3 separate regions of the Homo sapiens genome follow, and all the other regions are linked to region 2. The links are chromatin contacts, found by Hi-C or POLR2A ChIA-PET in ENCODE. All regions are on one chromosome and are shown on one strand. The core of a region is the stretch at or near the end of the contact, and the rest is flanking DNA. Distances in the headings are between cores, read along the strand shown.

Evidence for each region. Hi-C counts contacts between places; a loop is a spot of excess contacts on that map. ChIA-PET counts read pairs that join two places held with the same protein, here RNA polymerase II (POLR2A). Pooled maps may share reads with other maps.
Region 1: a loop to region 2 is called in a pooled map, with 4 times the contacts of the local background. The contact joins two enhancer-like sites. A Hi-C loop is called at or near these places in 6 of 50 pooled maps. POLR2A ChIA-PET finds 5 or more read pairs at or near these places in 3 of 52 experiments (PC-9, activated CD4-positive, alpha-beta memory T cell and activated naive CD4-positive, alpha-beta T cell).
Region 3: a loop to region 2 is called in a pooled map, with 2.1 times the contacts of the local background. The contact joins two enhancer-like sites. A Hi-C loop is called at or near these places in 3 of 50 pooled maps. POLR2A ChIA-PET finds 5 or more read pairs at or near these places in 3 of 52 experiments (SK-N-SH, activated CD4-positive, alpha-beta T cell and activated T-cell).

The regions. Positions count from the first base shown.
Region 1 is chr13:51,791,976-51,795,434 of GRCh38, reverse strand. All of the region lies in intron 2 of DHRS12 (dehydrogenase/reductase 12), which reads left to right. Among named protein-coding and RNA genes, the nearest start is that of DHRS12, 10 kb to the left of the region's middle. RefSeq lists an enhancer at 1,288-1,647. Within about 2 kb of position 1,439, at least 9 of the 41 ENCODE cell types and tissues checked have a DNase peak (open chromatin) inside an H3K27ac peak, as active enhancers do; they include PC-9, where a contact is called at or near this core.
Region 2 is chr13:51,680,049-51,683,279 of GRCh38, reverse strand. The region is part of intron 3 of WDFY2 (WD repeat and FYVE domain containing 2); the gene reads right to left. Among named protein-coding and RNA genes, the nearest start is that of WDFY2, 97 kb to the right of the region's middle. Within about 2 kb of position 1,764, at least 3 of the 41 ENCODE cell types and tissues checked have a DNase peak (open chromatin) inside an H3K27ac peak, as active enhancers do; they include PC-9, where a contact is called at or near this core.
Region 3 is chr13:51,762,730-51,766,144 of GRCh38, reverse strand. WDFY2 (WD repeat and FYVE domain containing 2) reads right to left here. Exons shown (of 12, transcript NM_052950.4): 12 at 1-3,415. It also overlaps a transcript of DHRS12 not described here. Among named protein-coding and RNA genes, the nearest start is that of DHRS12, 40 kb to the left of the region's middle. RefSeq lists an enhancer at 1,305-1,624. Within about 2 kb of position 1,549, at least 29 of the 41 ENCODE cell types and tissues checked have a DNase peak (open chromatin) inside an H3K27ac peak, as active enhancers do.

The DNA of each region.
Region 1 (3,459 bases), core at 190-2,689, 110 kb before region 2:
AAGTAGCTACTATTATTATTGTTGGTATTATCATTATTGTTTATACTAATATTATTACCACTCCCAACCTTACATTCTCTGCTTCAAGTGTGTTCTGTTTAATCAGTGCTTAGGCCCTGCTCAGTGGGAGGTGGAAGCCTGCAAGCCCCCAGTAGCAGAAAAGATGTGTGGTAGAGCTGTGAGGGCAGTGGAGCAGCTGGTCCTGCGTGCATGGTTGGGTGAACATCAAAGAAAGAAGGTCCCTTGGGCAGGAGGGTCTGGGTGAGGTGTGCGGCAGGCCAGCTGAGCCAGGGAGCACAGGCACCAGGTAAGGCTCAAGGTCACGTGGGGATCTCAGCTGCTTGTACACGCTGGCTTGGTAAGATCAGGTGTTTGGCCATATAGAGAGGTGAATATCATGCTGAGGTGATCTTTCAGAGAGGTTATGTGTGGCTTAAGCTTGGGGAAAGGAGTACTGGTTACTGTAGAGCAGACTGCTGGCTCACCAGTCCACTGGACACGATGCTCCCAAAGGGCCTAGGGGAGAAACAGGGTGTACCTTTTTCCCCAGGCTTCTGGTTGCAGTTCAGCCCCACCTTAGTACCTGGCTCCAGACTTTCGTCTAGCAGTTATCTCCATGGGTAACATTAAAAAAAAAAAAAACTTCTATTTTATGTATTATTTTTTGAGATAGGCTCTCGGGATTTTTGAGATAGGCTATTTTTGAGATAGGCTTTCACAGTTGGGATTTGTCTGATGTCTTTCTGATGATTACACTGGAGTTATGGGTTTTAGAGGGAAAGATCACAGAGGGACAGGTGCCTGGGCAACATTTTTCAGTCCTGCAGGCCTCCTGATGTGGCTGGAAGGTTCTGTGAAAGCACTTATGTCTTATGGGTGATTGACTCCACCAACATCACACACCATGATAAAAAACGGGTTTCGACTCTCCAGCTCTTCCAGGCCAATGTGGATTTCTAGCTTCTTGAGAATGGTTGATTTAGCTTCCCAAGACCTCAGTGGTTTTATGAAATACCGCCTCATTTCTCCAGAATGATTTCTACTTAACAAAACACCTCCATGCACTGTTTACCGTGCTCATTGTGGGAACTGCTCTGATGGGGGGATCAGTCCCCATGATGTCACCTCATGACTCCTGGGTCACACAGCCGCTATAGATGGTGGCTTGTCTGCAGAAAGGGTCCCAGTTGAGTTTTGTTTTGTTCAATTTCAGTAACCATGCTTGTATCACAGTGGGGCCCAGTGGCTCCTAAGGTGAGCCTTCTCATTGTGTGGCTCCGCAGATTGGGACTTTTACACACATGCACCTGTTTCCAGTTCCTTCTCCTGGCCACAGCAGACTGCCAGCCTCTCCTTCTGGGTGCTTTGTGGCCTCCTGTTTTGCCTCAGAGGGACACAGATGATTTCCTTCCTCTTTTCTTGGTGCTTCATGTCACCAGCTCCGTGGCTGATTTGTCTAGGACAGTGATTCTCTCTTCCCTGCTATTGCCTCCTTTTCACTCTGAGACATCTCAGGCGCTTCCAGGAAGCTCAGATAACTTGTGGAACGTTTAAAGCAGAATTGCTTTTAGTTCACTTGAGTTTTGTTGCTGTTTTAACCTGGATTTTGTATACATGTTACACAGCGCTTTCTGGTAGGAGGGAGTTTTAGGGTGGTGGCAGACAAGGCCTCAAAATGGAAGGATTAGGTGTCTAGACTCAGTTTGCAGTCATTGGTACAGGCTCCTGGCTGACTCAGATATGACTCAGCAGCCTTGTTCGCTCTGGCTGGGTGAGGGCCTTCACAGACATTTTAAAAGAGAATAGCTCTGTACAGACAACATTTTTCCTATCCTTTGAAGGCAGAGGAATATTCAGTTGGGCCAGGCTTAAGCTGAATATGGTGTTCAACCTGACTAGACTTTCTGAGTCATGAAAATGTGGAGTTGCTTTGTCTCATTTGTCTCAGGTGAGAAAACAATATGTTTTAAGATGAGTAGAAATAAATTCGACTACAGCTTTGAGTTTTATAGCTTGATTAATGGGGAAACTCAGGCAGGGCACGGAACTTCTCTGCTTTGTCAAAGGAGTTGTGGCTCTTGCTCAGATCCTCGTCTGTAGGTTCAATACTTAGGTGCCCTCTGCCTTGGGTTAGTGATAAGTCACGTATGTCCACTGATGCTCAGAGAGGATGCCGTTGCATTCATTGGATGCTAAGAATGCAAGTTTGGACTTAGGTACTGGGTACAGAGAAAAAGGTTTAAACAGCCAAGATCCATTAGTCGACTACCATGCCTATGACTGTGTGTAATACCATAAGGAGAAACGGCACATTAGACAGGGTCCCTTACTCATGGAGTTCTAAGCCTGCTGGGGAGGTGGCTGTGTCCAGTGATAACCATGATACAAGGCAGAGATTGAAAAGTGTCATGAGCAAGGACTAAGGGTCACAGCAGAAGTTGTCATCTTATTTATGATGTGCCTGAGATACTGTCTGAAGAGCAAACTTTTGACCAAAAAAAAAAAAAGATCAGCAGCAGGAAACCCTGACATATCCATGCAAAGGTAAATTATGTAGTCATTAAAACGAATAGGGTGGATTCATATGTAACAAAATCATCTCCAAGACCTCTTGTAAGTCCTACAACTCAATAGCAAAACAAACAAACAACGACGTAACTTATAACCGGATTTGAAAATGGTCTAAAGACTTGAATAGACATTTCTCCAAAGAAGATACACAAATGGCCAACACAAGCTGGGCACGGTGGCTCATGCCCGTAATCCCAGAACTTTGGGAGGCCAAGGCAGACAGATCACTTGAGGTCAGGAGTTCAAGACCAGCCTGGCCAACATGATGAAACACCGTCTCTCCTAAAAATATAAAAATTAGCTGAGCATGGTGGCATGCACCTCTAGTCCCAGCTACTTGGGAGGCTGAGGCAGGAGAATCACTTGAACCTGGGAGGCGGAGGTTGCAGTGAGCCAAAATCATGCCACTGCACTCTAGCCTGGGCGACAGAGTGCAGTGGCACTCTTTTTCTCAAGAAAAAACAAACAAAAAACAAATGGCCAACACATATATGAAAAAATACTTTCAATGTCAGTAGTCGTCAGGGAAATGCAAATCAAAACTAGAGTGAAATATCACCTCACACCTCTCAGGATGCTATTGCTAAAAAAACAAAAAACAAAAAATGTTTGTTAGGTTATGGAGAAATTGGAACCCTTGCACACCATTTGTGGAAATGCAAAATGGTGCAGCCTCTATGGAAAACAGTATGGAGGTTCCTCAAAAAATTCAAAATAGAGCTACCATCTGACCCAGCAATTGCACTTCTGGGTACTTATCCAAGGGAATTGAAATCAGGATCCTGAAGAGCCATTAGCACCTTCACGTCCATTGCAGCATTATTCACAATAGCCAAGATGTGGAAACAACTTAAATGTCCATCGACAGAAGAATGGACAAAGAAAATG
Region 2 (3,231 bases), core at 515-3,014:
ATGGCTCTCTGGACATTGGTCTATCAAATCCAAATTCCTAAAACAATAGAAAGCAATTTAACCCTTAATGGCTTGCAATTTTTCCTTATTCCATACTCTCAATCCACGAAAATAAGGGAGTCACTTGTGATGACAAATTTGCTACATCTTCTCCAGTCATCCATTCAGAGCATCTTCAGTACTCTGTACACCTCTCCAAGCCCAACCCCTTTTCTTGAGGACGATGAAGATTAAAATGGCAACAACTTGGATAAGAAACTCCTTTGCAGAAAAAAGAGTGTCCATGTCAGAAGACAGCCCATGTTTTGCAAATCACTGGTAAATTCCTGTGATGCAACAGCAAAGACTAAAGATGGGACCAGAAATAAGTTGAATAGTCCTAAGGAATATGCCATGACTAAGACATTTCCTCCCCTTGGAACTGGCCCACTAAATGCTCATGACATAGACTTTAACCAAGGCTTCCTGGTTACTGCAAATGGAGGATGCTGCTACTGATGATGATGATAATGACACTGACAGGAGTTAATATTTATGGAGCATTTGATACATACAGGGACTGTTCTAAGAGCTTTCCATGTATATATCAGATAGTCCTAATAACAACCCTATAAAATTGGTACAACTATTACTCCCATTTTACAGATAAGGAAACTGAGACACAGAGAGTAAAGCAACTTGCCCAATGTGACACAACTTGAGGGGGGTAGAGGCAGTCTGATACCAGGGCTTGTGCTCCGAACCTCTTTGTAATATCAACTCAATAAACTATATTCATTCATTTACTCGCTCATTAATTCAGTCTATAAATATTTACAGAGCACTTAAAATTCATGGACATTGTACTGGGTGCCAGACTGTAACAGAGTCAAGTACACACAGTCCCTGCTTTGCAGAGTTTATGCTGAATATATGCCATTAATAAAATAATTACATCAGTTATTATTCCAGGGGAGATAGATTATTTAGATATAAGGTTCCTAGGACAAAGGGAAAGTAACTTGGAACATAATACTCTCATCAGTTCCCAGCCACTGCCTTTCTGAAGTGTACATGTGCTGTGTTGATGTGGCCAAGGTAACTCCTGTAGATAGTGCATAAATGACTTCAATCCACCACTCACTCTACTGAATCTCTTCAGTACCTAATTCAAAACACAGAGCAATCTGGGTGCTCCTACGGGTATTCACACTACAGAACTGGTCTAAAAGTCGATTCAAGAGGGCCTTTGAAAATTCACAACTGCAATGGAAGTGCAACAAATTAATCTCAGGTCAAAAAATGCTCTTGGTATCTGCATTCACGACTGCTTGACCAAGTTTTTAGATAACATGTAGGTACTGAGCAAAAGATGACAGGGCTACACGCGCAATGACATAACTGAGGGAGAAGGTTAGTTTTTGAGAGGTCTTTGATTCACACAAATACCAAGGGCACAATACAGCAAGAGTTTTCTTTGATAAAAGAACCTTCAGCAAATGATATTAAATGAATAAATAGTAAGCAACTGGAATGTCAGCACTCTAAGACTATTTTCCTGCTAAGCATAGCTCCACACCTATAGTATTAAAATATGCATATATTTTCATATATTACATATGTAATATATATGTTTAAATTCATTGTAACTTAGCACAAGCTCAGAAGAAAATGTCTACTTAACGCTGTATAAAATGAACTCTTCACATTAGGCAGTCCAGTGACTCAGAATGATAAAATGACTCAGAAATGCTGGTCTTCTATGGTAGAAACCATGGTATAATGACAGAATCATAAGCTAGTGTAAATAATGGCAGGGTTATGTAACAGTTTAAAAGGAGGAGGCCCCATAGATTCCACGCACACATTTCTCTGAACACAGAGCTTCCTGAAATTTTCTTCAAATTCACCTTCTATGCCCACATGATAAGGATATTATTCATAAATGGTATCACACTAGAAGTCCTGGAAAACAGAAAATTTCAGAAGCAACATCAATTCTCCTGTAAGTACAAAACTTGGAATGCATCATGATGACTGATGAGTGAGAGTCTACTATTACACTGCTGTTTTGAAGCTGATTAAGGTGAAAATTTTCAAGACTGTCTCTCCAGCAGAGTGAACTAACTGTACAGTCAACTTGCTTGGGTACAGCTGAAGTGCTTTATTCAGAGGCCATTTGTCGTCACCGTAGAACATGACCTTACCATTTGGGTTCAGTTCCCCATAGGCTCGTTATAATCCACGGTAATAAACAACTCATCCAAAACACCTTGTTAGATTAAATGCTGAAATTCCTGCCCCCAACCCAACACATATTTTTTAACAGTGGCTGGATGCACAGAATAACACAAGCTCCTTCCTAATTCACTAGTGAATACCCTAGGGCAATTCCTTGCAGCTGGGCTGTCCTACTTGTATGAAGAAATTGGCCTGGTATAATACAAAGAAAATTTGTCTAGGGCTCAGGGAAGTCCTAGCTCTGCCACCATTATCCTGACATGGGGCCTATTCAAGATATCACTTAGTCTAGAGGAGAGTGGCATTAGCTGCAGAAGAAGATCCTTTCAATTATATTTTCTTATCTCCCACAAGAGGATTTTGAATCATCTTCTTTTAATATCCTTGGATACTTCTTCCTGAAGACATCATGTCTCACATTGAGAAAACTGTTTCCAAATCAACTGCTCTAACACTGTTAGGGAAACACAGTAGATACAATATTACCAGATGTACTGAGTTAAACAGTATTCTCTCAAAATTCATGTCCACCCAGAACCTCAGAACACATCCTTATTTGGGAAATAGGGTCTTTGCAGATGTAACTAAGACAGGATCATACTGGATTAGGGGGAGACATAAATCCAATGACTGGTGTCTTTATAAGAAGGTCACGTGGAGCCGGGCACAGTGGCTCACACCTGTAATCCCAGCTACTTGGGAGGCTGAGGTGGGAGGATCCCGTGAGCCTAGGAATTAAAGACCAGTCCAGGCAACATAGTGAGACCCCATCTACGAAAAAAGCCAAAACATTAGCCAGGTATGGTGGTGCACATCTGTAGTCCCAGCTACTTGGAAGTGAGAGGCAGGCGGATCACTTGAGCCCAGGTCTTTGAGGCTGTAGTGAGCTATGATCACGCTGCTGCACTCCAGCCTGGGCAACAAAGCAAAACCCTGTTTCTAAAACAAACAAATAAACATCCGTGAAATGAGCCAAGCATGGTGGTGCACACTTACAGTCCTATCTACTCC
Region 3 (3,415 bases), core at 300-2,799, 83 kb before region 2:
TACAAGTGACGCTAGGGTTTTGGCCATACTTCATAGTGGCATATACTACTGACGTAAGGCTGCCATCCACTAAAATGATAAAAAGTGTATATGTGAAACATTTTTCAAATCATTTTCCCTTTTTTTGTGAGTGACAGCTCACCTTCTCATGCATCCCCGAGAACCAAGGGAAAAAAGAATCATAAGTAACAAGGTCAGATTCTCAATCTAACTTTTCAGCCAACCTGCAATTCTTGACACTTCCAAGAAAGTCAGATACTCTTCTTGACTTGTAAAGGTAAACATTTTGAGGTATCTATTTTTAATGAGATGGTACCATGATTAATTTCCACCCTTACCATCTTTAAAAAGAATTTTTTTTGCCCTACAAACTCATGAAAAGAAACTTCACCATCTTTTCTCAAAACCAAACCTAGCAGGCTCTAGATGGAAAAAGTCCAGAAAGCAACTCACTTGATATGATGGAAGACAACAAAGGCATGTGGTGATAGGCTCTCCGTTATCCAAGGGAAGCCAGCAATATGCGGGCAGGTCACTGGTGATGGGCTAGGCATGTCCAATAATAAACGAGACTCAGGGAATCAGAGAATCACAGGATTGGAAGGGACTTTAAGAATGATGATCAAATTCATCCCTCAAGCCTTTAATCTCCCTTTCAACATCTCTGGCAAAGGCTCTACACTGTGTGTTAAAAAAATTCCCTGGTATGGGACATGCAAGGAAGACATCCCATTCCAATTTAGGACCGATCTAATTTTTAGACACTGCTTTCATGTGTTAAACCTAAGTAGGCTTCTTGGTGGAAAGGAGATAATGCTTAAAGGCAAAAATACAAACCACAACCCTGGAGGGTTGACGTGGTTCTTGGTTAAGAAACTGAGCTGAAGTTTAAACAGGAATGCAGATGTTTCTGGACTAAGTTTTGGACATAGATCTTTGGGTCCTACAAGGAAAAGGCAAATGATGTGATAGCAAAGACAGGCGCTGCCATGCCCCTGCACGGTGTTCCTGCCTCCACAGGGCCAGGTCTCCCAGACAGACCTGTACCTGAATTGACGAAACTCTCTGCCTTCCTGTTGCAAGTGCCCCTGTAAGGAGGACCTCCCACATTGTACTGGAATCATCTGTGACTTGCAAGAGCAGGAAGTGGAGGGCAGCAGCTGCCTGTGTCTGCACCCAAACACTCGGCACCGCCTGTCCGTGCAACGCCACACTTGACTAGAACAATCCTCTCCTGCCACAGGGCCAGGGCTTTCCTTTTCCACAGTGGAGCAGCTGAGCCCAACACACCTTTGGCGTTAGTCTGGGAGTCCTTCCTGGTTGCGGGCCGTGCACTGATAGTCTCCACCTCCTCCTCTCAGACTCCAGTGAGAGGCTGTGCACCCAAAGATCCAGAATTAGTTACCCTGAGTCACCTTCAGTTAACAGTTCTAGGGATTTCCAAAGAAAAAGAAACTGATACTATTATAATATAAACTAATAGTAGCATTGGCTGCAGGAGGAGCCTCTGGGGAAACCCCTCGTGGTGAGCTGTGTGCTGCTTTCCTCTGAGGCCAGGGAGCAGCAGCATCTGATAGTGACGAGCTCAATTCTGGGATGGCAGCTGAGCCACTTGGCTGTTCTCCGGCAGCTCCAGCCCACTTGTGATCCCTGGACACACCACACTGACTCCAGCTCTCAGGCCTTTGTTTGTTTATGCTGTTTCTGAAGCCTGGAAAGTCATTTCCATTTTTCCCCCTTATGACTCACTCCTCATCCTTTAACACTGAGCTCAAAGTCCCTTTCCTCTGTGAAGCCCCTCCTGCCACACCTGCTGGGTTAGTGGCACCCTGGCATGCCTCTATCATAACCACATTGCACTGAAAAGACCCATTTACTCACTGTGTGACCTCTGCCCAGCCTGAGAATGGGCCTCAGACACCTTGCACTGCCAGTGCCTAAAGCCTGGTGGCTGGTGAGCGCTCAACACGGTTGACATGAACATTCAAATCTCAGGGATCATCTAGATAACTCAGTGTTCAACATGATCTTAATTTCTGTGTTTTCCAATCAAGTTAATAAATATCTGTCTTCGTACCAGGAAAAATTCAATATTATTTTAAAGGAGAAAAAATAAGAATGTATTGGTAAAATGCTTTCTCTCACTTCGAAATATCTTAGTGAACAAGAACACTGACATAGAATTAAAATTCTATGAACAGCCATAACCAAAGGAATCTCATTTAGTGAATATTTATGTCCAGTAACTGCAACCCACACTTAGAGCTATCCTTTTGCTTAAAAACAAAAATTTGGGCCTTAAGAAGTGATTAATATCAGGCAAAAATAAATTATACTTTTGTTTATTTATTCAGGGCCTTGCTCTGCTGCCCAGGCTGGACTGCAGTAGTGCAATCATAGCTCACTGCATCCTTGAATTCCTGGGCTCGAGTGATCCTCCCGCCTCAGCTTCCTGAGTAGCTGGGAATACAGGTGTGTGCCACCACACCCAACTAAGTTTTGAATTTTTGGTAGTGACAGGATCTTGCTGTGTGGCCCAGGCTGGTCTTGAACTCCTGGGCTCAGCAATCCTCCCACCTTGTCCTCCCAAAGTGTTCAGATTATAGGTGTGAGCCATGGCACCTGGCCTTTACTTTTATAAAATGAATCTCAGAAAATGAAAATGTGATATTCCATAAGGGCAGTGCTGTAAGCCTGGGAATCGCAGCCAAACGGGGCAGGGTGAATTTTAAGTGCCACTGGATTTCCATTTCAGTTTTGCCTCTGGGGTGGTCTGAGGGGAATGTATAGGAAGGAATTTATGTGGATGAAGGCAATAATTACCTCCCCCACCACAGGGCCGGAGCCAAAAAAACTGTCATATATGCTTTCGATAAGAGGAACAAAGCTGGTTCCAGAGAGCGCCCTGTCTCAAGGTGCTGAAAGTCTCTCCTCCCACTCATGCCATTACTAAGTAATGTTCAAAAACAGCTATTCCTTGAACATTCTTTTAGATTCTCTTGTTTACATCTCAGCCATATCTAACTGCCCTGTATAACTAATGTGTTTTCTGCTTGAAACACTCTAGATCTCTGAAGATCCCTTCCAGTTTTGTGACTTTATGATTTCTGGAAATAATTAAAACCAAATGAGAAACACGTTATGGTGGATTGACCCCATACAAAATGACATAAGATTCCAAATGCTTAATCTCAAACCATTTTGCTATTGTGAAGATACACTCAGGCAGTAATGTCAAGTAATGTCATTCGTTTGGAGGAACCAAGAACATGTGGTTGGTTTTGCCCCATCAGGTAGAGAACAACTCTGCGTATGATATGTGTAGATCTGCCACTTTCTCAGCGCAGGCATGTTAGGCATTATTTGTAAAAGCTGCTATATGTTTAAGTAATAGAGCAAAAATATATGTAAAGTG